Linked DNA regions of Mus musculus: region 1 is linked to region 2. Evidence: chromatin loops called from intact Hi-C (ENCODE). Cell type or tissue: heart. All regions are shown on one strand. Each heading gives the region's core, and the rest is flanking DNA. Links, peaks and the distances in the headings are about the cores only. Region 1 overlaps Adamtsl3 (ADAMTS-like 3). Region 2 overlaps Adamtsl3 (ADAMTS-like 3).

Region 1 (15,829 bases), core at 5,307-13,306, 52 kb after region 2:
ACTAAGTAGCAGGAATGTTGCTTACTAGGAGATGACGGAAGGGGCCAAAGTAAAGAACCAGAGACAATCAAAGGCCATAGTAAAGCATCCACCTCTAATAGAGGTTGTCCTTCACCATTGGGCGACTTTGTACAGCAGAGCTCAGTAGGCTACCTGAATAAAAGAAAAGAATAGGTCCAGCAAGTGGATCTGTACAGTACTGATCCACTCAGCCGACACAACAGAAAATCTATGAATATAAGGGCAGAAATGGCACTGATAAATAGGAGAGCCCTGACCATCTCAGACGAACTGAAGGATAAGAGACATGGACCTCTCTTTGATGTTAAAAGTATGTGGGTAATAAGAGTGTCCATTGGAGGCTCTGAAGGGAGGGGATTGAAGTTAGAGAGCTGGTTGTGTGAAGCATGACAAGGTGCAACATGGAGCGTAGATACGATAGAAGGTGAATGAGGACCACTGGAGCTAGAGAGGACTAGATATGACTGTGTCAATGAAATTTTGGGATGTCTACAATCCTGGACCAGGCTGATAGGATATCATGATATCCTATATATCATGATCCATGATATCATGATAGGTATCATGATAGGATAGCAGGGAGGAAAGAGATGAGGGAATGGCCCTTTGTAAACACTTTGGTGAGTGCTCAGTTCAGTGATCTGGATGGATGGCATCCATCTCCAAGAGAGAAAATCACTGAGAGGACAAAAGTCTGATCAGGAAGCAGTGGCAGGGACTTGGGGCCGGGCAAACTCCCATTTCAGCCTCATGATGTCTGATGACTGAGGAACGGAAGTCATAGGAGGTGGGCCTTGTCAGCACCTGAAGCAGAAGGTAGGAAATTAGGTCATGAGAGGACAGTGGGAGGTAGTGGGAGTGCAAAGTCAATGTCAAAGCAGAAAACAGGAGAACTCAGAACAAGGCCTGAAGACTGTGGAAGAGAGGGGACAGTGGAGAAGAGGGGACACATTCATCAGACTATAAAGGAAGGACCTATGTTGCTCCAAATGTCCTAGTCTCAAAGTGTTTGAAAATTTTTGTGAATCTTCCAATAAGATGTGGCTTGATCTCAGAGAAGAGGGATGATGGGGGGAGGGGAGCATGTTTCCCAGCATCTGCAGCTATAGTGGGGAGGGGGGCAGTTGAATTTGTCTTGAATGTCCCCCTCTCCTGTATCTACCATTTAATCTGCACAGCAAAGGTATATAAAAAAAACAGCACAGCCCCCCGACCCCTGAATGAGTCTAGGAAGAACAGTATAAAAAGAGAACAATGTCTGTGTAATTCAAGAGCTGGATATTGAACTTCAAGGAACAGAACAGATGAACTCCTCCATCCTGGAGAATGATCTGATTTGTGAAAACCTCAGAGAGAATGAAATTCGGAGTTCACATGGGCCAAAGTCAGCCTCAATAGCACATGCAAGGCTGCACATGCAAGGCTGCACATGCAAGGTTGCACATGCAAGGTTGCACATGCAAGGCTGCACATACAAGGTTGCACATGCAAGGCTGCACATGCAAGGTTTGTGGGTTTGCTGTGTGTCTGAGTTAGGTCAGAATAAACATCATCCCAACTGGTATATTCTTCTAATTTCCTAGCAGACCATAAGCTTGCTTTCACATTGGGTGGCTAAATCTTTAGAATATTTAAGGAGCATGGCTCCATTCAATCAGGATTACTCACTAACAAAAGAATGAGCCATCCAAACTCTAATGGCTTGGTCCTTAAAAACCTAACACTCAATGGCCAGGAAGGACACGGAAAGGCTCCTGTGTGGAGAACATGTAGGTGACTCACTTTGGTCAGCGAAAAAGACGACAGACAGAACCCCGCAGATCCAAGGGCTGGGTTCATCTTCCTTTACCAGAAACTTCAGGAGTTGCTATAAGCTTTCCAAGCTTAAAAAAAATTATTCCAGAAATAACTTGAAAATCCCAAGTGATGGCCCTGAGGCCTGCCAGCAGCTTAACCACAACACAGCTCCTGGCCAAGATGTCCATGAAAAGTTGGGAGGGAGTTACTCTGAGAAAGATGTACTTGTAGCAAAAGGACTTCTTCTCCTGAGAAAGAATGCATAAATCAATAGTTAAATAAGGAAAAGGGAAACTTAGGTTTGGCATAATGGTATCAGAAAGATGTCATTTGAGAGAGGTTGAGGGGTAAGCCTACACAAAGACTTCATTATTGATATACTGTTGTTATTGCTAGTTTTAAAAATTCATTCAAACATTTCTCTCATACTTTCCCTGCCCACAGATTAGATGTAAGAGAGGGAAAAAAAAAGTCCTAACTGTGCTTAAGGGCAGAGAACAGGCATCTGGCTTTTCTGTGCCCGGCTGCAAGAGCATGGACAGGACAGCATTTCTCCCTAGAGCTCGGGATTCCTCACCTGAAGAGCCAGGCCACTGGGCTTCCTTTCAACTCTGATAAGCATTTTTCCAAGGGCCTGTCAGAGCCACACATCCAGTCCTCTGGGTCCCCAGCAAAGGAAACATAAGAAATGCAAACTGGCCCATGCATCAGGAATGAAGACATCACACATGTGGGCTGTCAGGGGCACGCAGGGAAAGAGAGAAGAATCACCTAGGGTGGTACCTAAGGTACTGTGGTGGATGGGGATGTTGTCCTGGGTGTGTGTGTGTGTGTGTGTGTGTGTGTGTGTGTGTGTTTCAGTTGTTATTACCTAAAGCAACTTGGAGAGTAAACAGTGCATTTCATCTTATATTTTATATCCCACCATCTAGGAAAGCCAAGGCAGGAACACAAGGCAGGCACTCAAAGCAGAACCACAGAGAAACACTACTTAGTGGTTTGTTCACTCTGATTTTCTCAGCTAGCTATTTTATAGCGCCTAGGCCACCATTTGTGCAGGGGTATATGTCCCACAGTGGCTAAGCCCCTCTATACCAATTATCAGTCAAGAAATGTCCTACAGAACTGCCCGTAGGCCAGTCCGATAAATTCTTCTAATGAGCATACCTCTTGCCAGATATGTCAAATTGCCAACCAAGATTAGCCATCACAGATGTCACAAACACAGATCTGGTTTTTTTTCCCCCCAACTGTAGAATCATGTGCAAAAGAACCAATGTGACTTCAAGGAAACTGTTGAAATTTTAAAATTAAAGATGGCTATTCAAGGTGGTATGGAAAAAGGGCTGACAACAATTCTAGAAGTTAGATTTAAGGTTTACAAGTATCAGAGACAAGTTCTATGTAATTGCTCTGTATGCTTACTACATCCAAGTGTCTAAAGGCTCTCACTCGGGAGATGAGCTACCCAACGGGAGGCAGCACTATTTGATTTTGACTTTGAAAACACTGTGATTCTAAGAAGGAATGAAGTATCCACACTTTGGTCTTCCTTCTTCTTGAGTTTCATGTGTTTTGCAAACTGTATCTTGGGTATTCTAACTTTCTGGGCTAATATCCACTTATCAGTGAGTACATATCGTGTGTGTTCTTTTGTGATTGGGTTACCTCACTCAGGATGACATCCTCCAGATCCATCCATTTGCCTAAGAATTTCACGAATTCATTGTTTTTAATGGCTGAGTAGTACTCCATTGTGTAAATGTACCACACTTTCTGTATCCATTCCTCTGTTGAGGGACATCTGGGTTTTTTCCAGCTTCTGACTATGCCGGAAAGTGGATGCTCACAGTCAGCTATTGGATGGACCACAGGGCCCCCAATGGAGGAGCTAGAGAAAGTACCCAAGGAGCTAAAGGGAACTGCAACCCTATATGTGGAACAACAATATGAACTAACCAGTACCCCGGAGCTCTTGTCTCTAGCTGCATATGTATCAAAAGATGGCCTAGTCAGCCATCACTGGAAAGAGAAGCCCTTTGGACTTGCAAACTTTATATGCCCCAGTACAGGGGAACGCCAGGGCCAAAAAGGGGGAGTGGGTGGGTAGGGGAGTGGTGGGGGGGTATGGGGGACTTTTGGGGATAGCATTGGAAATGTAAACGAGGAAAATACCTAATTAAAAAAAAAACAAAGCTGACTATTATAAATAAGGCTGCTATGAACATAGTGGAGCATGTGTCCTTATTACCAGTTGGAACATCTTCTGGGTATATGCCCAGGAGTGGTATTGCTGGATCTTCCGGTAGTACTATGTCCAATTTTCTGAAGAATCACCAGACTGATTTCCAGAGTGGTTGTACCAGCTTGCAATCCCACCAGCAATGGAGGAGTGTCCCTCTTTCTCCACATCCTCGCCAGCATCTGCTGTCACCTGAATTTTTGATCTTAGCCATTCTGACTGGTGTGAGATGGAATCTCAGGGTTGTTTTGATTTGCATTTCCCTGATGATTAAGGATGTTGAACATTTTTTCAGGTGCTTCTCAGCCGTTCGGTATTCCTCGGTTGAGAATTCTTTGTTTAGCTCTGTACCCCATTTTTAATAGGGTTATTTGGTTTTCTGGAGTCCAACTTCTTGAGTTCTTTATTTATATTGGATATTATTCCCCTATCGGATTTAGGATTTGGTAAAGATCTTTTCCCAATCTGTTGGGGGTCTTTTTGTCTTATTGACAATGTTTTTTGTCTTACAGAAGCTTTGTACTTTTATGAGGTCCCATTTGTTGATTCTTGAATTTACAGCACAAGCCATTGCTGTTCTGTTCAGGAATTTTTCCCCTGTGCCCATATCTTCAAGGCTTTCCTCCACTTTCTCCTCTATAAGTTTCAGTGTCTCTGGTTTTATGTGGAGTTCCTTGATCCACTTAGACTTGAGCTTTGTACAAGTAGATAAGATATACATGGAAGGAGTTACAGAGGCAAAGTTTGGAGCTGAGACTGAAGGAACGACCACCCAGAGACTGCCTCACTCAGGAATCCATACCATAATCAGCCACCAAATGCAGACACTATTGCATATGCCAACAAGATTTTGCTGACAGGACCCTGATATAGCTGTCTCTTATGAGGCTATACTAGTGCCTGGAAAATACAGAAGTGGATGCTCACAGTCATCTATTGGATGGAACACAGAGCCTCCAATGAAAGAGCTAGAGAAAGTACCTAAGGAACTGAAGGAGTCTGCAACCCTATAGGAGGAACAACAATATGAACTAACCAGCACCCCCAGAGCTCATGTCTCTAGATGCATATGTAGCAGAGGATGGCCTAGTCAGCAATCAATGGGAGGAGAGGCCCTTGGTCTTATGAAGATTATATGCCCCGGGGCCAGGAAGCGGGAGTGGGAGGGTTGAAGGGGGGGGGAGGGTATAGGGGACTTTCGGAGAGGAAACTAGGAAAGGGGATAGCATTTGCTGAGTCTGAATCCGCAAAGTGACCTGTTAATATCAAAGCATTCCCTGCGGTTTCCTATGGTCCCCAAAGCTCTCCATGGCCATAGCCATGGGATCGAGGTCTTTGGAAAGGAACAAAGGAACAAACTCGCCCCTAAGTCTGAGTGAATGAGATGGAGACGGTCTGGGACAGCAGGGTCTGGGGTGTGGAGGGCAGTGGTCTTCAGTTTTCAAACAGCCATCTGGATGTCCTTGACTAAGTCATTTGCACACTTAAGAGTCTCTGCTTTCCTGAGTTGCAGGACGAGGTGTTGGAACTGAAGTCTCCACCAGCTGTACAACTCTCTAAATCTCGAAGTAACAGTTCATTGCTTTGCTGGCCAGACTGCCTGGGTAATCAGAGTGAACCAATTAACACGGCAGCTGGAATACTCCATCTGTGGTCTCAAACTATACTTTTTTTTAAGCAGTGGAATGAGGGAAGGTCATGAAACCCACCCATTCTGCTTTGGAAATCAGTTGAAGGATCTGAGGTTCACAGATGTCACATCACTGTTAGAGGCTCATTAGATGGAGTAACATGAAGACTGCCTGACCAGTCCTGCTTGTAGCCCAGTGGGCAGCTGGCTGGCCTCAGGCTCTGCTCTCCCTAGAAGCTGCTTCCACTCCCACATAAGCCACGATGTGGCTTTTATGTGTCTCATTAAGCATAGCCTGCACCTTAGCTGTGCTTTACAGGCCTAGGGGTTATTAGTTTTCCAGGCACCTAATCCAGGAGACATTTGGAAAGTGACCTAAAGGTCTTCGTGAAAATGTGCCCAGGATAGAATACTTTCAAGAGTCCTGTGGGAGTTGTTCTAAAAAGCCAATGTCTACACACCTACCACCTGCTTCCTATTTTATAAAATGAGTGTTTTGTAGGGAGGAAGAGCCCAGCAAACCAACCTCTGCCCCGACCACTTTACAGTCCAGGTTGTGGCCTCATTTGCACAAGCACTTTGTGAGTCTGGCTCCAGGCCACTGTGAGAACAAACCACCAACTGCTAGTATAAACACTCCTACTTGGCAGGTAGGTACCCAAGACCCCTGGCAGGACAGAGCTGTCCTGGTTAAGAGCCACAGCCACCACATTCTGGCTGTTATATAACGAACACTGCCCCACCCCTTCCCCAGGTAAGGAATCTTTGCATCAACTGCCCTGCAAAACATTTAGGAACACTCTGAGAATTCCTGGGAAGCAAAAATGTTGGAATGCCACCCAGAGTGTTGTAGACTGTCTCATCTGAGACAGTCTGTTAAAGCACTTCGACTGATGGCTAAACACTAAATCTTGTATGAGATTGGATCCGAAGACTTGTTCAAAACTTTCAGACACAGTGATGTGTGAGAGAAGCCAGACACAGATGAGCACGTGCTGTATATCCTACCTGTATAAAAACTGAAGAAGGGTAGACAGAACCAGCCTGTACCAAGGACAGAGTCAGGGGCATGTGTCCTTCGTGGGTAGTGGATACTGACTAGGAAAGACTGCAGAGACCCCCAACGGAGCTCAACATTCTCTCTCTTCATCTTGTTCCACGCGTGAAAAAAAATACTGAAATCTACCAAGTCCTAGAATTCAGATCTGTCTTTGTTCCACGTGCAGTTAGATATCAATAAATATTAATTTAAGATTTCTCTTCAGTTTTAATTGTGTCTATGTGGGGTGAGGAGCATGAGCTTATGCACGTAGGTGCCTCTGGAGGCCATAAGAGTGCACCGGTCCTCCTGGAGCTGTAGTTACAGGTGATGGTGTGCCATTGTGTGTGGACACTGAGAACCAAACTCAGGCCCTGTGCAAGAGCAGGGCATGTTTCTAACCTGTTTGTGTCTGGAGTAAATAACACCCTTACAGTTTCTTTCTTGGTTTCTCTAAAGTTCTCATTTGAAAACTGTTGGTGCATTGATTTCTGGCTTAGAGAGAGCTATAAGTTACAAACCTTCTGAAGACCCATAGAATAGAAAGGGAGAACACAGCTTAATGATCTTTGGGTCTTACTGGGGACCAGCTCCAAATGATTGGGCTAATGATGTGGACAATTAACCTGACTCAGTCCAGCTTCCATCATTATATTGATTCCAGGAACTTGGAGAAGTGATCGAATGTTGAACTCGACAGTTAAAAAGTATAATCTTGTCTCATCATGTGAAGCTCTGTGTCAACAGGAAGTTTTCTAGGCCACAGCCTTGCCCCTCATTACCAACCCCAGATGTAGAACTATGCATACCAAGGGTAGCTAATTCAGTCATAGCCCCGAGGACTGGAGGAAATAGAGTCCTGGGCACCAAGCTTCCCCATCTGGGCCTCTGGTCCAGGTTTTCATCAGTACCAGCCTTTCACACTAAGTGAGACTTCAGTACTCATTCTAACCCACAGCCCAGGCCAGTTCCAGCCAACGTTAGAGCTGATCCTGCTCTCTGTAGTTTCATCTCACACGTCAATAGATTAAGCCTCTCAGAGTTGCTCCTCCTGAGGGCTGTCTTCCTAGGTCCACCTAAACCAACCACAAGATGCTGGCCTTTGACCACACAGCTAAAGACAAGACAGCTGGTCCCAAATCATCATCAGTCCCCCTCAATGCCACTGTGTTCCATGACAAGGTGACCATGCCTGGCTCTTCATCTCTACTGGGGCCTTTAGGTACCAGGGCCACACAGGTCCCATATGGGTTTAAATCTCTACTTTCTGTTCTCTGCCACTGGCCCTGGACTTCAGGTATTCAGCTAGAAACTGACATTTGGCAGAGCTGGTGTTCTAGTTCACAATTTGAGGTGATGTGAAAGGCCTGTCTAATCTTAAATGTGAACACTGTGAATTGAGATCAAAAAAGAACCATCACTCTAAATGCCCAGATTCCTACAATACAGCAAGCATCGTTAGCCTTTATGAAGTCTCTCTCTCTCTCTCTCTCTCTCTCTCACACACACACACACACACACACACACACACACACACCTGCATACATAGTCTGCTTCAGTCTAAGAAATGGCCTTAGAAATGCTGTTGCTCCTGAAGGAAGCTGTTGGGAGCACAAAGGTCCATGAACTCATAGATAAGCACTTGGGAAACCGGGACTGTTAAACACAGGATTGTTAAACATGCAGGATTATCTCTTCAATGAAGACATGCATAACCTGTGTTTCCATCCAGAAGGCTGGAAATGGAGGTGGTCCAAGCCTGGTAAAATATGTCTTATTTGTAGGGCCAGTCCATACCAAGCTTCCACAAGCAGGATGGGAGGTGGCTAATGCTTTAGGTGACCTTTGCATTATCTGTATAGCCAGGGGTTTCCCCCAGCTCCCATAGCCAGGACCAGAGGTGGCTAACAGCCAGATGACCTCTACACTGACCATATGACTGTGACCACACCAGGTCATCCTCTAGGCCCTTAAGATAACACATGAGCCTATCTCTAGAAACCCCCTTCACAGAAGAAATGACACATACTTTAAGAAAAGTTTTGATGTAATTATGCCTCCTTGTGTGCAGAGGATTGTGTTATGCCAGGAAACTTTTTTATTTTATTTTATTTACTTATTTATTTATTTTTACAAAATGTAATGTATTCAAATACCCTTACAATAAACTACTGATGTCAGACTCTAGAAGTTTAAACCAGCATAGGTTGAGTTGTGCTGAAACGGATTTCCTTCTCGCCACATGTGAAGCATCACTCTGCTGGCCCTGACTTTTGCAGAGACACCGCCCCCCACCCCAAGAAGTGAAGTGAAAGTTGAGAGGACGAAGAAGCAACGACTACCCGGTCAGAATCCTCTGATAACTCTCTCTGGGAGAATACATTTAGTGATATCTAAAACATCATCTCTTGTGAGAGAAACGAGAGTCATTCCTGAGCCAGTGTTCCAGGCAGAGCCGAACTGCCTACAGGGCAGGAAGTCACTGCAGCCAGCAGCTTCAGGTTCCTGCGGGGTGTCAAGGATCTGTTATATTAATACTGGCCAGAGGAACACAATGTTCTATTGTGTAGACTCTGTGTGTGCGCGTGCACAGTGCACATGTGTAAATGTGTATCTATGTGTGCACCTGTGCTCGTGGGAAGGCCGGAGGAGACTGCTTGTCCCCTGTATCACTTTCTATCTTATTCCCATGAGACAGCCTCTCTCTGAAGCTAGAGCTGAGTGTTTATCTTCTAGGCTGACAGCCAACAGGCCTCACTGACCTGACTGTCCTGCACTGGGCTTCCAAACACAAGTCACCACCCAAGGCTTTTTGCTGTAGGTGCCTCAGATCCAGACTCGAGTTCTTATGCTTGCAGAACAAGCAAGGATTCTTAAGCACTGGGACCCTCCCCAGTCCTTTACCGGCATTTCTGAGGAAGAGAAGGCAAAGCCGGAGATGAGAGTCTTTGCAGTCCTCCTACCTGGTCATCATAGCGGTATGTGAGGAACTGCTCCCCTGTGGTGTCTTCTAGGAAGCTTCCCTGAGGAGAGAGCGCAAACTCAGGAAGGAAGTAGGCTCCAGGAGACTTCTCTGCTGTAGCCTGAAAGGCAAGGTCACATAGTCACAAATAAGACACCAGGAAAGTCCCTCTAGGAGGCAGAATCCAAAAGATCCCACTAGGACCACTCTCATGACATAAAGAGAAAAGTGTCCTCTGAGCCAGGGGCAAGGTGAGGCACATAAGACATTGATGCAGGGACACTTTAGACCAGGATATCCCAACCTGGCACATCTGGCCCTTTTTTTTCTCTCTTCCTCCCTGCTCCAACTTCCAGCAATTAAAACCATGTAACAACTACTTGCTCAACTTTCATTGCTGCAAACCCATTGCTTTTAGGATTTTTTTTTCTTTAAGAAAGATTTGTCTTATTTTTATGTTCACGCTTCTTGTCTGTCTGTCTGTATGCCACATATATGTTGGTGCCCCAGGAGGCCAGAAGAGGGCGTCAGATCCCCTGGAGTTGTTCAGTCCTGTTCCTCGTGTGGAGCTGGGCTCTGGTCCCTAGGAGAACAGCCTATGCTGCTCATCTCTCCAACCCCATAGAATTCATTTTCTCTCACTCCTTCCTTCTTCCTTGCCTTCCTTTGTTCCATCTTTTTCTTCTTTATGTGAAAGATTAGGGAAGGTTTATTCCCACACCGCAAACAAAATTTCTGTTCATTACAGGAACTTTAGAAAATGCAGACTGCTGTAAAAGCCAATGAGAAGTCCCCCACACCCCCTGCAATCCATAATAACAACTTTTAATTATTTTATCAAATATCCTTTGAGGTTCCTTTTTCTTTCCTCACAACACTTTGTATGTTTTCATACAGACCCGTGCTCATATAGGCCTGTTTCACAGAAAGGCTTCATTGTGTCCTTGGGAAACTCAAACATGTGCATGTAGATCACTGGTCTGAAGCACCAATGGCTGTGGAATATGCCTCAGGTAAACAAGCCTGGATTCACTCCCATATGCCATCCAGCATGACCCTGTCATAGGTGGCCAAGAGAAGCTGAGGGTGTGGGATGCTTTCCAGAATCTCTGCCTTGATTCTGCCAAGAAGGGAATTGGCAAAGGAAGTGACACCCACAAGTTTAGTCTTATTTGGTCAACAATGGCTGTACATATCCTGACAGCGACCCCTCCCCCTGCTTGGGAAGGAGTAACTATGAAATAGGAGATGAGGGGCTGGAGAGATGGCTCAAGGGTTAAGAGCACTGACTGCTCTTCCAAAGGTCCTGAAGCAGAGACTGAATGAATGGACATCCAAAGACTGCCCCACCTGGAGATCCGTCTCATAAACAATCCCAAAAACAGACACTATTGCAGATGCCAACAAGAGCTTGCTGACAGGAGCCTGAGAGGCTCTGCCAGTGCCTGACAAATACAGAGTGGATGCTCACAGTCATCCATTGGCCGGAGCACAGGGTCCCCAATGAAGGAGGTAGAGAAAGTACCCAAGGAGCTGAAGGGGTTTGCAGCCCCATAGAAGGAACAATATGAACTAACCAGTACCCCCAGAGCTCCCTGGGACTAAATCACCACCACCACCACTACCACCACCAACAACAACAACAACAAAACAAAAACAAAAAAACAAAACATGGTGGGACTCATGGCTCTAGCTGCATATGTAGCAGAGGATGGCCTAGTCGGTCATCAATGGGAGGAGAGGCCCTTGATCCTGTGAAGGTTCTATGCCCCAGTATAGGGGACTGCCAGGTCAAGGAAGCAAGAGTGGGTGAGTTGGTGAGCAGGGGGAGAGGAAAAGGATAGGGGGTTTTTGGAGTGGAAACCAGGAAAGGGAATAACATTTGAATTGTAAATAAAGAAAATATCTAATAATAAAATTTAATTACTTAAAAAAAAAAGAAATAGGAGATGAGAAGAATCACTCCAAGGAAGCTGCCTTCTGGACCAGAAAAGAGTAGGATGCAAAGAACTCCTGACAGCTCTGTTGTCCCAGGTGTCACCTTCTGTCTTAGCCAGGGTTTCTATTCCTGCACAAACATCATGACCAAGAAGCAAGTTGGGGAGGAAAGGGTTTATTCAGCTTACATTCCCACATTGCTGTTCATCACTAAAGGAAGTTGGGACTGGAACTCAAGCAGGTCAAAAAGCAGGAGCTGATGTAGAGGCCATGGAGGGATGTTCTTAGTTGTTTAGATCTTGGGGATGAATTAGAAACTAAGGTTTGAGGCTTCTAGTTATGTGTTTGTGTGTCAAGCTGACAAGGGGTCAATTGTACTGGCTAGTTTTGTGTCAACTTGACACAGCTGGAGTTATCACAGAAAAAGGAGCTTCAGTTGGGGAAATGCCTTCACGAGATCCAGCTGTAAGGCATTTTCTCAATTAGAGATCAAGAGGGAAAGGCCCCTTGTGGGTGGTGCCATCTCTGGGCTAGTAGTCTTGGTTCTATAAGAGAGCAGTCTGAGCAAGCCAGGGGAAGCAATCTAGCAGAGTAACATCCCTCCATGGCCTCTGCATCAGCTCCTGCTTTCTGACCTGCTTGAGTTCCAGTCCTGACTTCCTTTGGTGATGAACAGCAACATGGAAGTGTAAGCTGAATAAACCCTTTCATCTTCAACTTGCTTCTTGGTCATAATGTTTTCTCCAGGTTTAGAACCCCTGACTAAGACACCTTCCCATGGTGTAACACAAGCTTTGGTTACAGCAGAACCAGGAGCTAGGGGTTGAGCTCTGTTGGTAAAATTGTGCCTACTTTGCATAACACCCTGGATTTGATCTCCAGCCATGCATAAACTGGGCTTGGTGGCGAATACCTGTAATCCCAGGATTTGGGAACTGGGGGCATGAGGATCAAAATTCAAGAACATCCTTGGCTATATATCTTGTCTAAATCAATCAATCAATCAATCAATCAATTGCATTTGTTTGAATAATAAACTTTGAATAGAAAAGTCAGCACACAATAGTTCACTCAAGGTATACCGAACTCTACTAAACTGGATAGCACCAGACATAAAGAATTATGAGGTTTTCTTTATAAATTTCATTTTAGGTTAGAGTTAAACTGTTATTAGATACTTAACACCACAGTCCTCGTTCACTTTCTACTGCCATGAGAAAACATTCTGACAAAAATCAATTTGGGGAGGAAAATATTTAATTAGCTTAAACATCCAAGTCAGAGCCTATCATGAAAGGAAGTCAAGACAGAAGCCCGAAGGCAGGAACTGAAGCAGAGGGCATAGCTCCTTGCTGGCTTGTTCTGCATGGCTTGCCCAGTTTACCTTCTTATACACCGCAGGACTCATTCCCAGATATGGTACTACCCACAGTGGGCTGACACCCCCCCCCAACACACATGCGCATGCACACAATCAACCAATCAAGAAAATTTCCCAAAGACCTACTCGGGAGCCAATTCCTGAGCTGAGGCCCCTTTCCCGAATAACTCCAGCTTATGTCAAGTTAAAGACCAAAAATCAAAAGATCAAGTAACACAATAATAACTAGTCTTTATTATTAAATATGCATATATGTGTGAGCATTCATGTGCCATAACAGAAATGTGGAACACCTTAGAGTCAGGACTCTCTTGAGTCTTAGGAATCTAACTTGGTTGTCAGCCTTGACAACAAGCATTGCTAACCACTGAGCCCTCCCTCCAATCCTGTATTCTCATTTGTTTCTATTACCTTCAGAGTTCATGAAAGCATAATTCTGAAAGTTTGAAGATCCCTTAGAAATCACCAAGGCCTAAACCTTTACTTTACAAATGGATATAATATGGGTTTGCATTACGTCCTTACCAACCCAAGCCTATACTTGCATTGGAACATCTCAGCCTTGGACAAAACATGAAGAAATCCATTTTGTTGATCATTGATTCAATATACAAAGACCCTTTAATGCCTAGCACAGGTCTCAGTGCTATGAACACCATGAGAAACATGAACAGTAAGGTCCCTATAATTATGGAAGTTACCTTTGTGGTGGAGAAGATCCATCAAAAAAAACTAAGTAAGCAAACAAGAAAAACTGAAGTTATACATGTTATAAAAGAAATGCCCTGGGTGATATGACAGCAAAGAAAAGGGAACAGGATTATAAAGATGAGGTCCAGCTAAGCATGCCTGAAAAGATGGCATTTGTCTACTTCCTAAAGCAGAGAGATGAGCAGCATGCAAAAAGGCAAGGATGTGTATTTTGGTCAGATAAAGAGCAATCCTCAAAGCCCTCACTTGGAAAGGATGTCAGTGGGCTTGAGGTACAGAGAGAAGAGTGAGGCTAGACTCAGGGTGGACCAGAAGAAAATGGGCATTCAATGGAGATAGGAAGGAAGGGAGGAAGGAAGGAAGGAAGGAAGGAAGGAAGGAAGGAAGGAAGGAAGGAAGGAAGGGAGGGGAAGGAAGGGGAAGAAGGAAGGAAGGAAGGAAGGAAGGAAGGAAGGAAGGAAGGAAGGAAGGAAGGGAGGGAGGGGAAGGAAGGGGAAGGAAGGAAGGAAGGAAGGAAGGAAGGAAGGAAAGGGAAGGAAGGGGAAGGAAGGAAGGAAGGAAGGAAGGAAGGAAGGAAGGAAGGAAGGAAGGAAGGAAGGAAGGAAGGAAGGAAGGAAGGAAGATAGATGCAGGCCATCCAAAGTCTCATAGGGCCACAGGCAAAGGGATACGGAACCATAGGGGAGAATTTGAACACTGACTGGTTCAAATTGGAGATTTGGATAGAGGAGGCAAAATAGACTCACAAAGACTAGCTAGAAGCTGTGGGTACAAATCCTGGCAAGAAACTTTGTTTCCTTGGGCTGGAATCTCCTTTCAAAGAGATCATGGTGTGAGTAGCTAGCCCAGGATCTCCACTCTTTCCCTTTCCCTCCCCCTTATCACTACTCTGGGGGTTGGCTTGAGCAGCTACCTGTAAAGGAACTCAGTGCTGGGTGGTCCTGAAGTAGGAACATCTTTCAGAAAGAATAACACATGGGCAGTGCTGTTTTGAGTCATGGTTAAGTCTGAAATGCTCAGGAGGAGAGCCTGAGACAGCTACTGCATATGCAAAAATGGAACTCAGGAAAGAAATTTGGAAATCATTGCTAAAATGGAGAGCAAGGGGGGGAGGGAGAGAGAGAGAGAGAGAGAGACAGAGAGAGAGAGAGAGAGAGAGAGAGAGAGAGAGAGAGAGATTTAAATTATTCAGCAATTAGAGTAGAAAAGAAAAAAACAATTCTGGATCATGGAAGGATTAAGCATCAAAGGGAGTCATCACCTGTCTTCATTGTCACTAAGAAGCTGAGAAAGACAAGCCTGGAGAAATTCCCAAGGGATATGGAACCACGGAGGTCACAGTTGACTTGACAAGAGCAGTTATTGCATGCTAGGGAAATTTGCAATGGGTTTAAGAAGTGACCTGAATTAGAGGAAACGGATACCATAGAGACTTAGATGGGGCACAGGGAGGGGAATATGGCATAGCATGCAGAGTTTTTAAAGACTGGAGATTCAGGAGCATGCTTGCTTGCTTTTTGGAATAAACCAGGACTAAGAAGGAAACCCTAGAAACAAGAGGTGATTGCAAAAGTGAAGACATTCGGAAGTATCCACCCATGGATACACAGATGGGCTGCAGAGAGTGCTCACTGGTCAGAGCACTTGCTGAGCATGCAGGAGTACCCAAGCTTCGATATCAGAATCCACATCAACTCACAGCCACATGTATGCGTATAAGCCTAGTGTGGAGCCAGGTAGAGAGTTGGTGGCCACCCAGCCTAGCTCCAGGTTCTAGGTTTAGTGAAAAATCTTGTCTCAAAGTAATAAAGTGGAGACAATAGGGCAGAACACCAAATATGCTTTCCTAACTTCCACAACCACACACGTGTACACACAGATACACTTTAAAAACATGTGTGTTTACCTCAAAGAGAATAAGAGATAATTTATTCTAGGCCAATTTTGAATATAATGACAGCCCAAGTATATACAAATCAAGACATGTTTCCAAACTGGTGATAGGAATACCAGGTGGGTAGAGTACCCCAAAATGGGGAATCTCTGCCATATATTTCAGACAACATTCTGATGACATTCCTAGCTTTGGGGCTGGCGGAAGGTTTACC
Region 2 (15,829 bases), core at 4,115-12,114:
AGCAAGCATAAAATGAAATGCAAGTTATTTTAAAGTTAAGGACATGAGAGTCCTAATTCCCCAAGCAGGAACCTGCCAGCTTATTCTGGAAATAATTCCTTTGGCCCAAAGCAATAGAGCTGCAAAAAAATATTACTTTGTGTGTTTTTAATACCACTATAATTAGCATATGAAAGAGATGATGGTTATCAGGAGTATATGAAAATGCAATCCACAGTTATGGATTCTCTACCCATTACAACATTCACAGCACCCTAGCAATGAAGATATTTAAAGTCGAAATTTATGAAAATCTAGAAAACATGTTGATGTCACATGAGAATACATTAAAAACATTAATAAAATTTCCCTGGAGTTAATAGTACTATAATTTATTGTATTCACTTGGCATTATATTGACTCAAACGCTAGTGTCATAAAGGCTGAGAAGCATACGTTTTGAAGAATAAAAATATATTAATTTTAAAATGGTAGTCAAGCTGAACCTGGGGTCCCTGTGGCTGGCACGTGGCCAGAGGATCAAGTCACAGGTTTCTGTAGAAAAAAAGAAGGTCTGGCTGGTGCTGGGTTTGTAGTGCATAATAACCAACTGAAATATTTAAATGGAACTGAGCTCAATCCTCAGAGAAACAGATAAGGGGAATGGCAGCACTCCCCTCTTCTCGGGTCCTTCATCTGAAGGAGTTCGCTGACAAGGGAAACCACTGAGATGGTCTCAAAGTCTGGGGAAAGCTTTGTGTGGAATCACCTCCTTTCTCCCCTTCCAAGAAAAGCTGACCACAAGTGCTCAAAATTCATGATGTCATATCAGTCTCTGTGGCACTTCAAGGCAAGATGTCAAGCCTTCCAAGGGAAGTCGGTTTCCTCCTTAAAATCTCAGAGTAACTCCAGGGTCACTGTGAGAGATTGGAATCCCGAGTGAAGAACGAATCAGACGTGTGAGGACCCGTGATGGAAAGCAAGGGGCTTGTGTGTGAGGACCAATGATGGGGAGCAAGGGGTTTGCATGTGAGGACCGGTGACGGGGAGCAAGGGGGCTTGCGTGTGAGTACCGGTGCTGGAGAGCAAGGGGATTGCGTTGGTGCTGGAGAACAGGGGGCTTGCGTGTGAGGACCGGTGACGGGGAGCAAGGGGCTTGCATCTGCAAGGTCCTTTTTATTTGCTATGGCTGCTTAGCTTGGAGTCTTTGTGGGACTCCTGACAGTGGAAATGGGGGTGTCTCTGACTCTTTCACCTGCTTTTGGTACCCTTTTCCTCCTACTCGGTTGCATCGCTCATTCTTGATAGGAGGATTTGTGCCTTACTGCATCCTGTTATGCTGTGTTCAGTTGGTATCCCTGGGAGGCCTGCTCTTTTCTGAAGGGAAATGGAGGATCAGTAAATCTGGAGGAGAGAGGAGGTGATGAGTGTGGGAGCAGTGGAAGGAGGGGAGGCTACGGTCAGGATGTATTATATGCAAGAAGAAATTTAAATAATAAAAACCTTAAATAAATAAAAATAAGTAAATAAATAAAAACCGACTACCCTTCTCTCATGAATCTGATCTAAATTGTTGGAAGAAGATGACATTACTGTCCCTTGTTTGAGCATGGATTAGGCAGATGTGTCACAGGCCTAGAGCCAAGATGGAGGGACAAAAATATTCCGTCATCCATTTATCTATTGTCGACACCAGACAGCAAGTTGTTATCTCAGCTGACCTTACATACAATACACATATGTAATACACAATCCTGTGTAGATGTATGTATGCACATATCATATATACACATATGTATACAAAGTTTAGGATATTTTGTAAGCTCATATACCTGTTTAAGTCAGATGAATTCAGGGAGACCACAAATCTGGAGGTTTATAAGTTTCACAGAACATTTCAGAAAAACACAATGGATGGCTTCCACACACCCCCAGGGGCAGGAGAGGGCTTGGGGCAGTAGAAGGAGTGGAAACTGCAGTTGGGATGTATTGTATGAGAAAAGAATAATTTAAAAAAATGAGTTGGAATTAAAGGTGGACCACCACAGCCACCCAGCACTACAGGAGTTCTGGTGATCTGAACTTCTGACCTCCAACTTGCTCTGCAAGCACTTTGACCACTAAGCCATTTCAGAGAACCTGGGCATTATTTTGGAGTTTGTATGTTCATAAATGTAGTTCAACCCATTGTCATGACACGATAGTAATTTAACCTGTAACTATTAATAAATGCCAACATTTTCTTTAGAGCTCCAGCTTTTATAACTCTGCTAAAGGATTTCCACTACCTAGAAAACATAATGGTATTCATGCACATTATTTCAAATTTTACACTTCATAGATGGACTGTTTTCCACTTGAAATTTATCTTTCATGTGGACTGATAGATACACCCAAATGCTTTTTCATTGAATACTGTCCTCTCAATTAAAAGTTTTACTACAATTTATGGATTATTTTTATATGAATCAACTAGTTTTCCTTAATATTCATGATCTCAGGTGATTCTGAATTTTGAAGAGCATCTGTAGCCTTCAGTGAGAAATCCTATCACCACAGACTAGCCTTCAGTGTCTGTGAGAGACATCAGCATGGACTGTGGGCGTTTTCTACCAGATACAGCAGATTGCCCTCTAGGGTGGCATGTCATCTCCCCATTACTGTTTGAGGGGTATGTCAGGGGGTGGTTCTTATCTTCAGACATCCAGGTAAATAATTCAGCATTTTAAAACTTTACAAAATTTCCCAATCTAGAGAACATGAGATGGTTCATCTCGAGCCACTTATTTAACTGTTTATTGATCCTTTGTGAATCTTGTGCCCCAATCATACTCATCTCCCCATCCCTTTATACCTGCCCTCTACCCTTGCACCCTGCCCCCAAAAGAAAAAGGAAAAGCTCTCGTTGTAGAAGCTACTCAGTGTCAGTCTGCCCCACAGTGCACACTTCTTACTTTACTTACAAATGTTCATTGCAATGAGACACTGGTCTGGTTTGAGGACTCTGGCTTCTGCTATGCCAGATCCTAGCCGGGGCTCCTCTAGGATATCATGTTATTGCCCTGTTTCATGAAGATCCTGAAACTTTGGGTCTTGAGGAATGGCACCTTCACAACCTCTAGCAGTTCATAGATGGGGTAGATGTTGGGGTGGACCAACTCAAACCCTTGGATCTGGGCCTGGGTGGTAGCTGAGCTTGTCAGCCCACTAGCTCTCCCACTCTCATGCCCTCATGGCTGGCTTACTAGCAGGGCCAGCAGGACTAGCAGGAACAGCACAGACAGCATGGACAGCAGGGACAGCAGGGCTCTCCTGACTGCTACAGTTGGTGAGGGGCAAGGAGCACATCTCTCCCTCTCACAGTACAGCAGACAAGTGTCAAGGCCAGCTCCCCTGCAAACCTATTCCCTCTGCCCCCAACTCTACTGTGTTTCGTGGGTTAGGTACAAGGCCTGATTTCCCTAGTGCTGCAGATGGCAAGGGGCAGGGCCAGCTCTAGCAAGATGCTTAGGCCAGGGGTGAGGCCAGCTCTGCACAGCCTTCAGTCATCAACAGGCAGAAAATTAGCTGAGTCCTGTGACTGGATGATCGGCCTCTCTCTTCTGGTTTATCATAGTAAATTCAGCATATGTCAAGCTACCATACACCTATCTATTTTTTGATTGTTGATTGATGTGAGAAGACCCAGCCAACTTGACCAGTGCCATTCATGGACAGTTGGTCCTGAGAGATGTAAGAAAGATAACTGAATGTGAGTCTGGAAACGAGCCAGTGAGCAGTGTTCCCACATTCTTTCTGCCTCTACTTATGTTTGAGTTCCTGCCCTCATTTTCCTCACTGTTGTACCCTGAGCTGGCAATGTAAGATAAAACCCAGCAACAGAGAAGAACAACACTATTTTCCAGAGGGCCAGAGTCTGATTCCCAGCTTCCACATCAGGTATCATACAAGTGTAACTCCAGCTCCAGGAGATCTGACACCATCTTCTGGCCTTCATGGGCACCCCACACGTAGCATACAGTTATGCTGATGCATATACATAAGTTTTTAAAAGTGGGGGAAATTTGCTAGGCAGTGATGGCATATACCTTTAATTCCAGCACTCAGGAGGCAGAGTCAAGCAGATCTCTCAGTTTGGGGCCAGCCTGGTCTACAGAGCTACTTCTAGGACAGCCAGGGATATGCAGAGAAACTCTTATCTCAAAACAAAAACAAACAGCTTAGTGCCTGTTCACTTCTTAATTTTGCAAATTAAGGAGACATTGTCATTTTCATGATATTGAGACTGCCTGTTTATTGCAAAACATTTTTATATTTTCTTAATAGTTCAAATATTGCCTTTTGGAATGTTGCTTTCTAGCTTCTTCCACAGAGTAAGAGCCCGGTTTTTTTATGCATTAGTCTTGCAGAGAATTCTCCAGTGAACCCCACAATTAGTCCCCTTATTTGTGTATAGGTGCTCTGGGATCTATTTTCTATCTGAGCTGTGAGTCATGAGAGTTACATCTTCACCTCTAGTCCTCAGACGGTGAGTATTCTTGTCTTACTACTTCGACTACACTGAATATAAACAGTGTCATCAGAGAGTCTTACCTCACACCCATTCTGAAAGACCACACGGCTTCATTTAGGGATGAGGCGTGAGGTGTGTGTACTGAGGTGTGAATGTCTACTTCTCCTAGGATTTGGGGGCCTTCAAGCACCAAATAAGTGCATGGCTTTCCTCCTTACATCTTGGCTGTTGTGCCTGCCTGCTGCTCTTAATGCTGCCTCCTGGGTTCTGTACTAACATTGCAAAGTTGAGCTACAAGTACTCTATTGATAGGAATCTCTCTCCAGATCCCTTAACACTGCCAGTTGGCATGTACTCACTGTGCATGGTACCGGATTCCAAAAGGACATTTTTATACAAGTACATAATGTACTTTGAACATGTCCATCCCTATACTCCAGACTCTCCTTTCCCCATCCATCACAGCCCCGCGTGTGTCCTTCATTTCCCTAGACGGTTTCGTTCACGCCATGTATGCATACGTGATTCATGTATCAGTGTAAAATCTAGAATACACACATGAGAGGAAACACATGATATTTGCCTTTTGAACCCAACTTAATTCCATTAATATGATAAACTCCAATTGTAGTTATATTCCTGAAATATGACATAATTTTGTTCTTTAGGACTGAATAAAATTCTATCACTCAAATGTATGTCATTCATATGTTTGTGTGTGTGTCACATTATCCATGCCTCTCTTGACAAATAGGTTTTATAGCTTAACCATGGTTAAATAACAAGGCCACGTTTGTACTAACTTTCCATCACAAGATTCCACAGTCTGCAGGCTGTATGCATTCTGCCTCCTTACTTTACACAGTGTAAGTGGACAAATATATGTCCACCTGAAACTTGTAGGAGAACAGCAGTAGCCATGTTCTACAGTGGAAAATTTTTCCCGGTCATAATTGAAACCAATATATTTAACTCCTTAGGCTGGTATAGAAAACCTGCTTGGGAGGGGTATGAACCATAAAGTTTCTTCCTTTAGGATTCTCCTGGCATGGGATTACTTATTGTGGAATTCATTTCTGTAAGCTGGGTTCCCACTTCCACCACCAGGATAGACAAAGGATCAGCCACACACTTAGTTATGGTCTTCAGTTTTCCCTCTGAATCCCCTTGATTTCTTATTGGTTCAGATTTAACTTTAAAAGGATGCATGTCTAATTTACCTGGAATTTCTGAGGGAGTGGTCAAATAAAACTTAGAATAAAATTTCTGTGAATCACATGCTTTTCTTAGAAATATTTCAGGGATTTTGTCTACTGCTCATTCAGTTTCTCTTTTTTTATTTCTTTTTTTAAAATTAGGTATTTATTTCATTTACATTTCCAATGCTATCCCCAAAGTCCCCCACATACTCCCCCACCCACCCACTCCCACTTCTTGGCCCTGGCATTCCCCTGTACTGAGGCAGATAAAGTTTGCACGACCAATGGGCCTCTCTTTCCACTGATGGCCGACTAAGCCATCTTCTGATACATATGCAGCTAGAGACACGAGCTCTGGGGAGTACTGGGTAGTTCATATTGTTGTTCCACCTATAGGGTTGCAGATCCCTTTAGCTCCTTGGTTACTTTCTCTGGCTCCTCCATTGGGAGCCCTGTGATCCATCCAATAGCTGACTGTGAGCATCCACTTCTGTGTTTGCTAGGCCCCGGCATAGTGTCACAAGAGATAGCTATATCTGGGTCCTTTCAGCAAAATCTTGCTAGTGTATGTTTCTCTTAAGGGTGATATCTTAAGAAAGTCTAGCACAGGGACTCACCTAGGGACACACAGAGGGATACCCAGGATGTTGCCATTTGTACAGCTAAAGTATGGGACACTTCTGTCATCACAGGGATCCTGCAAGCTTCCCTTGGTAGTTGTGCCCCCTCCCTCCCCTCTATTCCACCACTTGGAAATGACTAATCTGCTCTTCATTTCTAAACATTGCATCTGTGGAATGATGCAACTGGCGGTCGTTGGAGTATAGCTTTTTACAATGCCATGTGAATTCCCAGAGAGTCACCAAGTTTGTCTGTCTATTGTTGGTTTATTTCTTCTTACTTCTGTGTAGTATTCCATGGTTTACATGTGCCATAGTCTGCATTCACACAACAAAGGGCACTAGGTTTATCCCACACTTGATTATGGTGAATAAAGCTTCTATAATCAGTTATGTACAGTTTGTTGGTCAAGGTTTTTTCATTCTTGGGATAAATAGTTAAGATAATGAGTACTATGTTTCTATACACATACACATACACATACACATACATACATACATATACATATACGTATACGTATACGTATACATATACATATACACATACACATACACATATACACATACACATACATACATACATATACACATACACATACACATACACATACACATACATACATATACATATATATATACATACATACATACATACATATTTTATTTACTCATGTATATGGGAGGAGGAATGCTTGCAGGAGTCAGAAAGGTTGTTGGATCCCCTGAAGTCAGGCAATTATAAACCCTTTGCTATGTGCGCTGGGGACTTGGGTGCTCCGAAAAAGAAGCAGATACTCTTGGCCACTGGGCCGTCCCTCACCCCACCCTCATTTTCACTTCTGCTGTCTGTGTTCTGCCATCCTCTGTATGTTCAGAGAGATTTTATGCTTAGCTTTGGGTGACTATATGATATTCTGGTTTAGATTTCAGTGACTGTCCATTTACCATTAGTAAGAAAAATACTATAGATTTTTATATGTTTATTCTGCATCCTGGGCCCTGATAAAGTCACTTTTTAGTTGTATAAGTTATAGGTGGAACAACATTATGAACTAACCAGTACCCCGGAGCTCTTGACTCTAGCTGCATATATATCAAAAGATGGCCTAGTCGGCCATCACTGGAAAGAGAGGCCCATTGGACTTGCAAACTTTATATGCCCCAGTACAGGGGAACACCAGGGCCAAAAAGGGGGAGTGGGTGGGCAGGGGAGTGGGGGTGGGTGGATATGGGGGACTTTTGGTATAACATTGAAAATGTAAATGAGCTAAATACCTAATAAAAAATGGAAAAATAAATAAATAAATTCCTTGATATTTTCTATGTAGACAGCAATGTCCTCTTCAAGCAAAGGTGCCTGTTTTCTTTCCTTGCTATAGTGGCTGCAGGGAAGTCCAGCATTCTGCTGCCTGATGGTGAGAAGATCAGCCTCACTTAGCTCATTCCCCATGTTAGGTGGAAGGAGCCAGCTTCACTACGTCTACAATAGCTATTCTGCTTTGCTTTATTAAATTGAGGAAGTCCCTTTTTAGCCCTATTTTTCTAAGAGTTATCCCTGCCACCTCCCATAGGGAAACTCCATTGAAACACACACATATGCTTTAGTGTGTGTGTGTGTGTGTGTGTGTGTGTGTGTGTGTGTGTGTGTGTGTGTGTTGGGAAGCTTCTCAATGGTAGATTTCCATGCGGCCTTTTCAGAGGCCTTTTCCTGTTAGTTATCTCCCTTCAAAGAACACAGCCTTTGGCTGCAGTAAGGAAGAGAGGCAAGAGTCTAACTATTCCAGGGTGTGACATCCCTGTTCTTTGTTCTAAATGTTTATTTTGGCAGCTATTAGGCATATATAACTATGAGCTTACTTCTGGAATTTCACACAGGCACGTGAGTGTCAGTGTGGCTTGCAGGAGCATGGTTACCTTCCCTTACTAGCAGCTGCAACCCTGGAGAAAGTCTTTCCTCCTCCAGAAACCACTGCTAGACCACAGATCCTCAGAAATAAGTTTTCTTTTTTTTTCATTAGATATTTTCTTCACTTACATTTCAAATGCTATCCCCAAAGCCCCCCATACCCTCTCCCTGCCCTGCTCCCCAACCCACCCACTCCTGCTTCCTGGCCCTGGCATTCCCTTGTACTGGGGCATATGATTTTTGCAAGACGAAGGGCCTCTCCTCCCATTGATGGCTGACTAGGCCATCTTCTGCTACATATGTAACTAGAGACACAGCTCTGGGGAATACTGGTTAGTTTATATTGTTGTTCTTCCTATAGGGTTGCAGACCCCTTTAGCTGCTTGGGTACTTTCTTTAGCTCCTTCATTAGGGGTCCTGTGTTTCATCCAATAGATGACTGTGAGCATCTACTTCTGTATTTGCTAGGCACTGGAACAGCCTCACAAGAGAGAATTAAATCATGGTCCTGCCAGCAAAATCTTTCTAGCATATGCAATAGTGTCTGGGTTTGGTGGTTGTATATGGGATGGATCGCCGAGTGGGGCAGTCTCGGATGGTCCTTCCTTTCGTCTCAGCTCCGAACTTTGTCTCTGGGAAATAAGTTTTCTATGGATGTAGCCCATGATAGGCTGGCCCACACTCTAGTAGACAAGTCATAGATGGCTCATTCTATGCACATATCCACCCCCATCGCACTCCCAAAGTTCAGTAGCATTAAGTAGACTTTGTGGGCTCAAAGAGACTTCATTAAGTTGTGAGGTAAAAGTAGTAACCAATGGGAGAAGATGAAGGGGGAAGTGTAAGTGCATTTGATTAAAACATACTGTATTCATGATGAAATTTTCAGACAATGAAAAATGATTGTGGGTGCTTGAGAGATGACTCAGTAATTAAGAGTACTTGCTGCTCTTTCAGAGGACCAGAGTTCAAATCCCAGCACCCAGCTCACTGCCACCCATAGCTCTAGCTTTAGGGGATCTGGCACCCTTGTCTGTCTTCTGAGGGCATCTGTACACACACACAGACACACACACACACACACTCATTGCACAAATTAATAACAAATTAAATTTTTAATAAATAATCACAATAAAGATTATGTCTTTATCTCCAGAGTTAGTACCTGGACTGTGAGATAACTGAACACAAATTTCTTGGGGGAAATTCCGTGTATACCGTCATATACCAGGGTAAAACTTATCATTCAAGTTTGAAAATAAAGACAGCTTTAGGTACCTGGGAATCTCTTGAAGGAAAAAGTATTCCATAAAAATGAGAGAGATGGCTGTGGCACTGAGCTAGCATAGGAGTTGGCCCAGAAGAGGAGACTCTAAGCAGCCCTACCTGGCATGGCCCAAATATTTGCTACTGAGAAATTCGGATGACAGGGAGTTACCACCTTCAGTTTGAAGCTCACTGGTCACCCCAGTGAACTCTAGTGTTAGCTCTGATCCAGTGCTCACACAGATGGTCCTGCTAAACTAAACATGTCACAGAACAAAACCAAAAGCTTTGAGCCAGAGAAAGGGAGTGGCGGGGAGGACAGGATCTTGATAGGGTTAGAGAGTTTAGAGCCACAGGAGAGTTCTCCGGGACACCCCCTGTCCCATGCATCGTGTCCCGTACATCATGTCAAATACTGTCGGTTAATGTGTAAGTCAAAGCTAAGGAACTGAACGGCTGAGAGACCAGCAGCCTGTTAGAGACAACGTTGAGCATTTGTTCACCTGTACTTACATGAGGGTCAAGGTATCCTGAATAGCACAAATCAAGGGAACAAAAGGCAGAAGAGCCCAAGGAACTGAGTCAGAGCTGGGCTGTGGCTCAGGAAAGTTTTCCAGAGTGCCCCTGGGAGCTAGTGTTAAACACCTCCAAGCTAGTGAACAGGATCCTCTGCTCACAACAGTAGGAACCCTTTCCTTTCCTGCCCAACACTTCCCTCCTGAGCAGGAGCAGGGAAGACGGAAGCTCTCCTTATCTACACACAACCCACTTCGGGTAAAGGAGCCACAAACCACCAGCATCCTGACATGCATCATAAGGCCAGATACGGTCCAAGCAAGATCAAAGTAATTTTAAATAAATTGAGAGCTGTAAATATTTTGGTTCTATGATGAGGAGATAAAAAATTATCATCCGTGGGTCTTAGTGTATTCTTCCAAATTCTTTTTAACAACCATAAGTGTAGGGAATATTGTTTAAAGAAGACAATAGAGCAAATGTCACTTTTTGCCATTATAGCTATTGTTCATTTCAAGTTATTCATATTCTTGAGCTTTGGGGATTACACATAGACATCCAAAGGCATGACCTCCCCTCTCAATTTTCATGCTGATTGCTTTCCCCCCAGCCCCAGTGACTGAGCAGCACTGCAGAGGAACTTACCCTTTACCTAAGAAGTCATGGCCATTCCCTTCTCCACAGGTATGTGGAGTGTGTGTGTGTGTGTGTGTGTGTGTGTTATGCTTTTGAATAGCCGAGTACACTCATCTGAGTGTGTGTATGTGGAGGCTAGATATCAATGTCCAGCCTCTTCCTCATAGCTCTCCATCTTATTTTTCAAGGAAGGATCTCTCATTGAATATAGGAGGCTCACCATTTTGATTGGACCAGCTCTCCAGCAAGCCCTCGTGACCCACTTGTCTGTGTCCATCCTATAGTGGGTTATGGATGTGCACCGCCACACCTGGCTTTTATATGGATCCTAAGGATCTGAGATCAGGTCCTTAAGCCTGTGCATCAAGCATTTCACCCACTGTGCCAGCTCCCCAGTTTTTGCATTACCTTCTCAATCCATGCTAGGTTCACCAAAAATGCAAGAAGGAATTATAGTCACAGCCTCTCAAGGACTGCCACCAAGATAACATAACCCTCCCCTAAATCCTGAGACTATCAAGCCAGCAACTGAACTTAACATGCCTTCACTTTCTTAGGACCAAAGTGCCTGTTTTTTTTTTTTTTAACCCTGTGACCATCATGTAGATAGGATAGATGCATCTACAGATAGAGATGGACATACCTGGAAGAAGCACCATTCCCATTGAAACATGTTAACGTGAGATAGCTCATGTTGTGGTAGACCATAAGACACCAGATGGAAAACATCAGGACACACCTTCTCCCCTTCTCACTCACAGTCACTGACACACTCCACACAGCAGCCAAGTCACCACTTACCTTCCAGTCAGACATCTCCGCAAAGAATAGGAGGCTCCTCCGCCACAGGTCCGGGAGCAGTCACTCCAGTCTCCCCAGGCGTCCCAGTTGCCATCCTTGTCTTCTTCTGAATGAGCATTTCTTGAAGTCTGGATGGGGGGGGGGGATGCAGACGGTTATAGAAGGTCAAGTGTCACCTAATTCTATACGCAGGAAATATCCACACTAGTCCAGTTCCATGAATGGGATAGCAGTGCTGACTGCCAAAGACTCCCAGGACACTGAAGGGAAGAGACTGTTCAGTGAGTGTAAAGTTCCTGCCATGCACAGTGAAAAAGTTCGTGGCATGTGACACAGGACATTGGGCTTATAGTTAGCAGTACTGTATCACACGCTTAAGCTGGTAAGGGAGTTAGATATCATCTTCCATGTTTCCATTTACAAAGAGGGAAAGTAGAACTGGAGGGAAGACTCAGCAGTTAGCGTAGTAGTCGCTCTTCCAGAAGACCAGGCTCGATTCCCAGCACCCATGAGACAGTTATCCATAACTCCACAACTGTATGTAACTCCAGTCCCAGGGAGTTCAATTTAGAACACACATGGTGCACAGACATACAAGCTAGCAAACCACCCACAGAATAAAAATACACATAAAAATAAATAACATAAAATAAAAATAAATTGAAAAATAAAATGTCAAAAAATAGAAGTGAAAGAATGAGAAAAATATAGAATTGACATAACGGTAAGTAATCATATGTATTGACCATATGTATTATTATAATAATCAATCATATATATTAATTTCCTCATGATGCCTTATTACTGCATATTAACTGCACAAAATGTGTTGTATTATGACATTTTGTAGATGCATATGAAGCACTTTCATCATATCTACTAAAAATAATTTTTAAATATTTTAAATTTTGAGATAGTATCTCACAGCATAGCTCAAGTGAGCACTGAATTTACTGTGCACCCAAACCTGGCTTCTACCTCATGACCCTCTTGCCTTAGTCTCCTAAATACTAGTATTTTAATACTCTTTTAAAAATAGATAAATCCTTGGTCTGGAGAAACTGCTCAGCAGCAAGGAGCACTTGTTGCTCTCGAAAAGAACCCAAGTTTGATTTCCAGCAAACACGTGGTGATTCATAACTGTTCATAACTTCATTTCCAGGGAACCCAATGCCCTCTTCTGACCTCAGCAGCCACCAAGCACACAAACGGTCTATAAACGTACATGAGAGTAAAACGCCCACACATAAAACAAAATGAATACATGTAATAAAAATGGTTTTTAATCTATAAATTCTTAAAATATGTCAAAATGGAATCCAGATCCATTAGAAATTTATATTAAGGTACTGGAACCATAAAGTACCAGAAAAAGCACATGCTATACAGACATTGACAGTCATATGGTTAACCTAGGAAAGGCTGTCATAGTTATTAACAGGGTTGGTGGGGAACTCCCTCATAGGAGTGGAGGAAGGCAGGGGATAGGGGTTTGTGGAAGGGAAACCAGGAAGGGGGATAACATTTGAAATGTAAATAAATAAAATAACCAATGGAAAGAAAGAAAGAAAGAAAGAAAGAAAGAAAGAAAGAAAGAAAGAAAGAAAGAAAGGAAGGAAGGAAGGAAGGAAGGAAGGAAGGAAGGAAGGAAGGAAGAGGGAGGGAGGGAGGGAGGGAGGGAGGGAGGGAGGGAGGGAGGGAGGGAGAGGCTGGTATAGTTTAATTTCTTTAAAATAAAAATACAAAGCATTTTCTCTCTGTCTTCATATAGACAGCTTAATGAACACACCCAGGAAACACAGCCTCTGAGCTATAAGAACACACATCCAGTTGGTTCTAAGCAGAGGAGGTGGGACTCGTCCTCGCTGTCCCTGGAAGGAGTCACAGGAAGGATGAGGATACTTTATTTTTCTTTATCACTTGTAAATACATCGACAGCAACCAATGCACAAGCTTTAAAATCAGCCTTAAGCCAGGTGGGTTATCATGGGTGATATTTCTCTTACTTTCTGAACTTGGGTAGATTCTGAAATTTCTTTTTTTTAAAGTGTTTTAGGCTAAAATATCATCATTGGATGGCAATACCCTACCTGGCTACAAGTCTGCATCCTGTTTAACACAGGTAAGTCTGCACACGAACAGAGGGAGACATGCTCAGATAAATAAAATGCTACGGTGGGTCAGGTGACTTTGAATGGCTTTAGCAACATTTTGTGTGGTGTCTCCATGCTTTGTAGCATTTTTTAACAGGGCTTATTTTTATGTTATGTTTAATCCTGTGTATTCATGTGTGTGGAGTGGAGTGGTATGTGACTGAGTGTAAGCTACTTTGGAGGCCAGGAGTGGTCCTCAGATCCCCTGGAGCAGTGTTATAGGTGTCTGTGGTCCTCCGGAGTGGATGCTGAGAAGTGAACTCCAGTCCTCCGGACAAAACAGTGAAGGGCTCTTAAGTGTTGACCCATCTCTCCAGACCCCTGCACCATATTTTACAAGTTAAAACACACAATGTCTCAGTTAAATCTAGCAAGCACACAAACAAAAAATAATCTATATCTTCTTGGACTATAGAAATGTTCAAGTCGACAGAATTAAATGGGTAAGTTGTAAGTTAGAGAATGTAAAGATAGACGAGAACCATGAAGCAATAATGAATGACAGCATGTGCCTGCATTAGCTATTGCCCAGGTTCCCCTAAGCCTTTGGGCAAATTACACCAGCGCCCCCTCCACCAGAAAGTTAAATTGGGAGGGGGATTGGTAGGGAAGACCTTCAAAGCTGAAATGGAAAAAATCGTGACGGGAAGCAAAAATGAAGGTTTTCCAATAATGTCGAGTCAAGTTCCACCAGTGGTCGGTCCGACAGCTTCTATTTATAGCACAGCGAACAGCCTTATAGAGCTTCAGCCTGAGCAGAAACAGAAAGGATAAATATTTGGCAGCCGATCAAATCTGTCATCGGGAATGGGAGCTAAATGAAACCCATACTATTTACTGTTCTAATTAAGACACTGTTCGGTTCGATTTTCTGCCCTGAATGTCACCAAACATAACTATACCCTGTCTATCATCATATAGTGTAAAATATAAAATTCCAGTTCATAGAAAAATACAATTAGCAGTTTAATGCCCTCATCTAGACTTTTAGATGGGGTGCGTCCAGATCGTTTAGGCAAATTTTAAACTGTACACAGCTGAGATTGGTTTTTCTTCTTGTCACTTGATATATGAATTGGTCGAATGTGAAAAGTTGAAAAATATCATCATATATTTTTTAAACGAAAGTTGAGAGCTCCCTGCAATATTGTTTTAATTTGTTTTTATTCCCACCGTCCCATCTGTTCCATTTATAGTTAGAATCGGGTTTCTTTCCATAACTCCTCCACCTTCACTTACAGAAAACATCTTGATTCTAAAATAATTAAAACGGGCACATTATAAAATGAAAACATCTGGTTTCTCTGATTGGATACGTCAGATTTTTTTCCCCTTAAGAAAACAGAAAGCAAACGGCATCTCAAGGAGGCCCAGTGGTATTTTTCTTCTCTCTTAGGATGGCTGGGCTCCTTAGACCCCAGCACCATTTTCTGCCAGCCCCTGACCCTGTCATGCATTCTCCCTGGCTACGATGTCCCTGATTTTACCCACTTCTCTCTCCTGTGCTTCCTTTTCTGGAATTCTCATCTCTCCAGAAAAACTGACCATGAGCCCCAATCCTTTTCTCTGGAAAAAGAAAAAAAAGAAGACAACCTTCCTGAGTTTTCCCAAGCCTCTAGTGTCTGGCTATCACCCCAAACACTTTCTGCTCTCCCTGCCCTTTCGTGACTATGTTCAATCTCTGCACACAATTAAGGATGTAAATTTTAAATCTCAAAATGTAGTGTCTAGACTACAGCATTATATCTAAAGAGAAAGAGGCCATGCATTGCCCCATGACCCAGATTCCCACCTGTGTGCATATGCATATGTGTGTATAGTGCATGTGTACACATGGGTGTGGAGACCAGAGACTAACCTTGGGTGTTATTTCTCAGGGGCAGTCCACCTTGAGTATTTTATTCTGAAGCAGGGTCTTTTATTGGCTGGGGCTCACTTCTTTGAGTGAGCTGGCTAACCAGTCCAAGAAATCTGTCTCAGCCTTCCCAGCCCTGAGACTACAAACATGCTATCATGGCTGGCTTTTTTTTTTTTTTGTATAGGTTCTAGAGACTAAACTAAGCTATCACCTCAACCCATGAAAAATCTCTTTTGATAAAGTTTCCCTCTCTTTTTCTCCCCTCTCCTTCTTTCCATTTAGTTTTTTCTTCCCTCCCTCCCCACTCCTGCACTCTCTTTCTTATTATTTTCAGGCAACATCATCTATTGGAACTCTGTATGGAGGCAGTATTATATAATGA

Evidence for each region. A loop is a pair of places that touch in the nucleus more often than their neighbours do. Peaks named below come from ENCODE experiments on the same cell type or tissue, not always from the same donor. Only the 100,000 strongest peaks of a DNase experiment are listed, where the experiment ranks them.
Region 1: a loop joins it to region 2, with 1.9 times the contacts of the local background. A loop is called at or near these places in 2 of 42 quality-filtered maps.

Annotation. Positions count from the first base shown.
Region 1 is chr7:82,373,476-82,389,304 of GRCm38, reverse strand. It overlaps Adamtsl3 (ADAMTS-like 3), which reads right to left. Exons shown (of 30, transcript NM_001190374.1): 3 at 9,693-9,812. Among named protein-coding and RNA genes, the nearest start is that of Adamtsl3, 46 kb to the right of the region's middle. In heart, for the core only: no CTCF peak of the experiment used is centred there; a DNase peak (open chromatin) is centred at 9,344.
Region 2 is chr7:82,424,069-82,439,897 of GRCm38, reverse strand. Adamtsl3 (ADAMTS-like 3) reads right to left here. Exons shown (of 30, transcript NM_001190374.1): 4 at 11,437-11,564. Among named protein-coding and RNA genes, the nearest start is that of Adamtsl3, 96 kb to the right of the region's middle. In heart, for the core only: no CTCF peak of the experiment used is centred there; no DNase peak of the experiment used is centred there.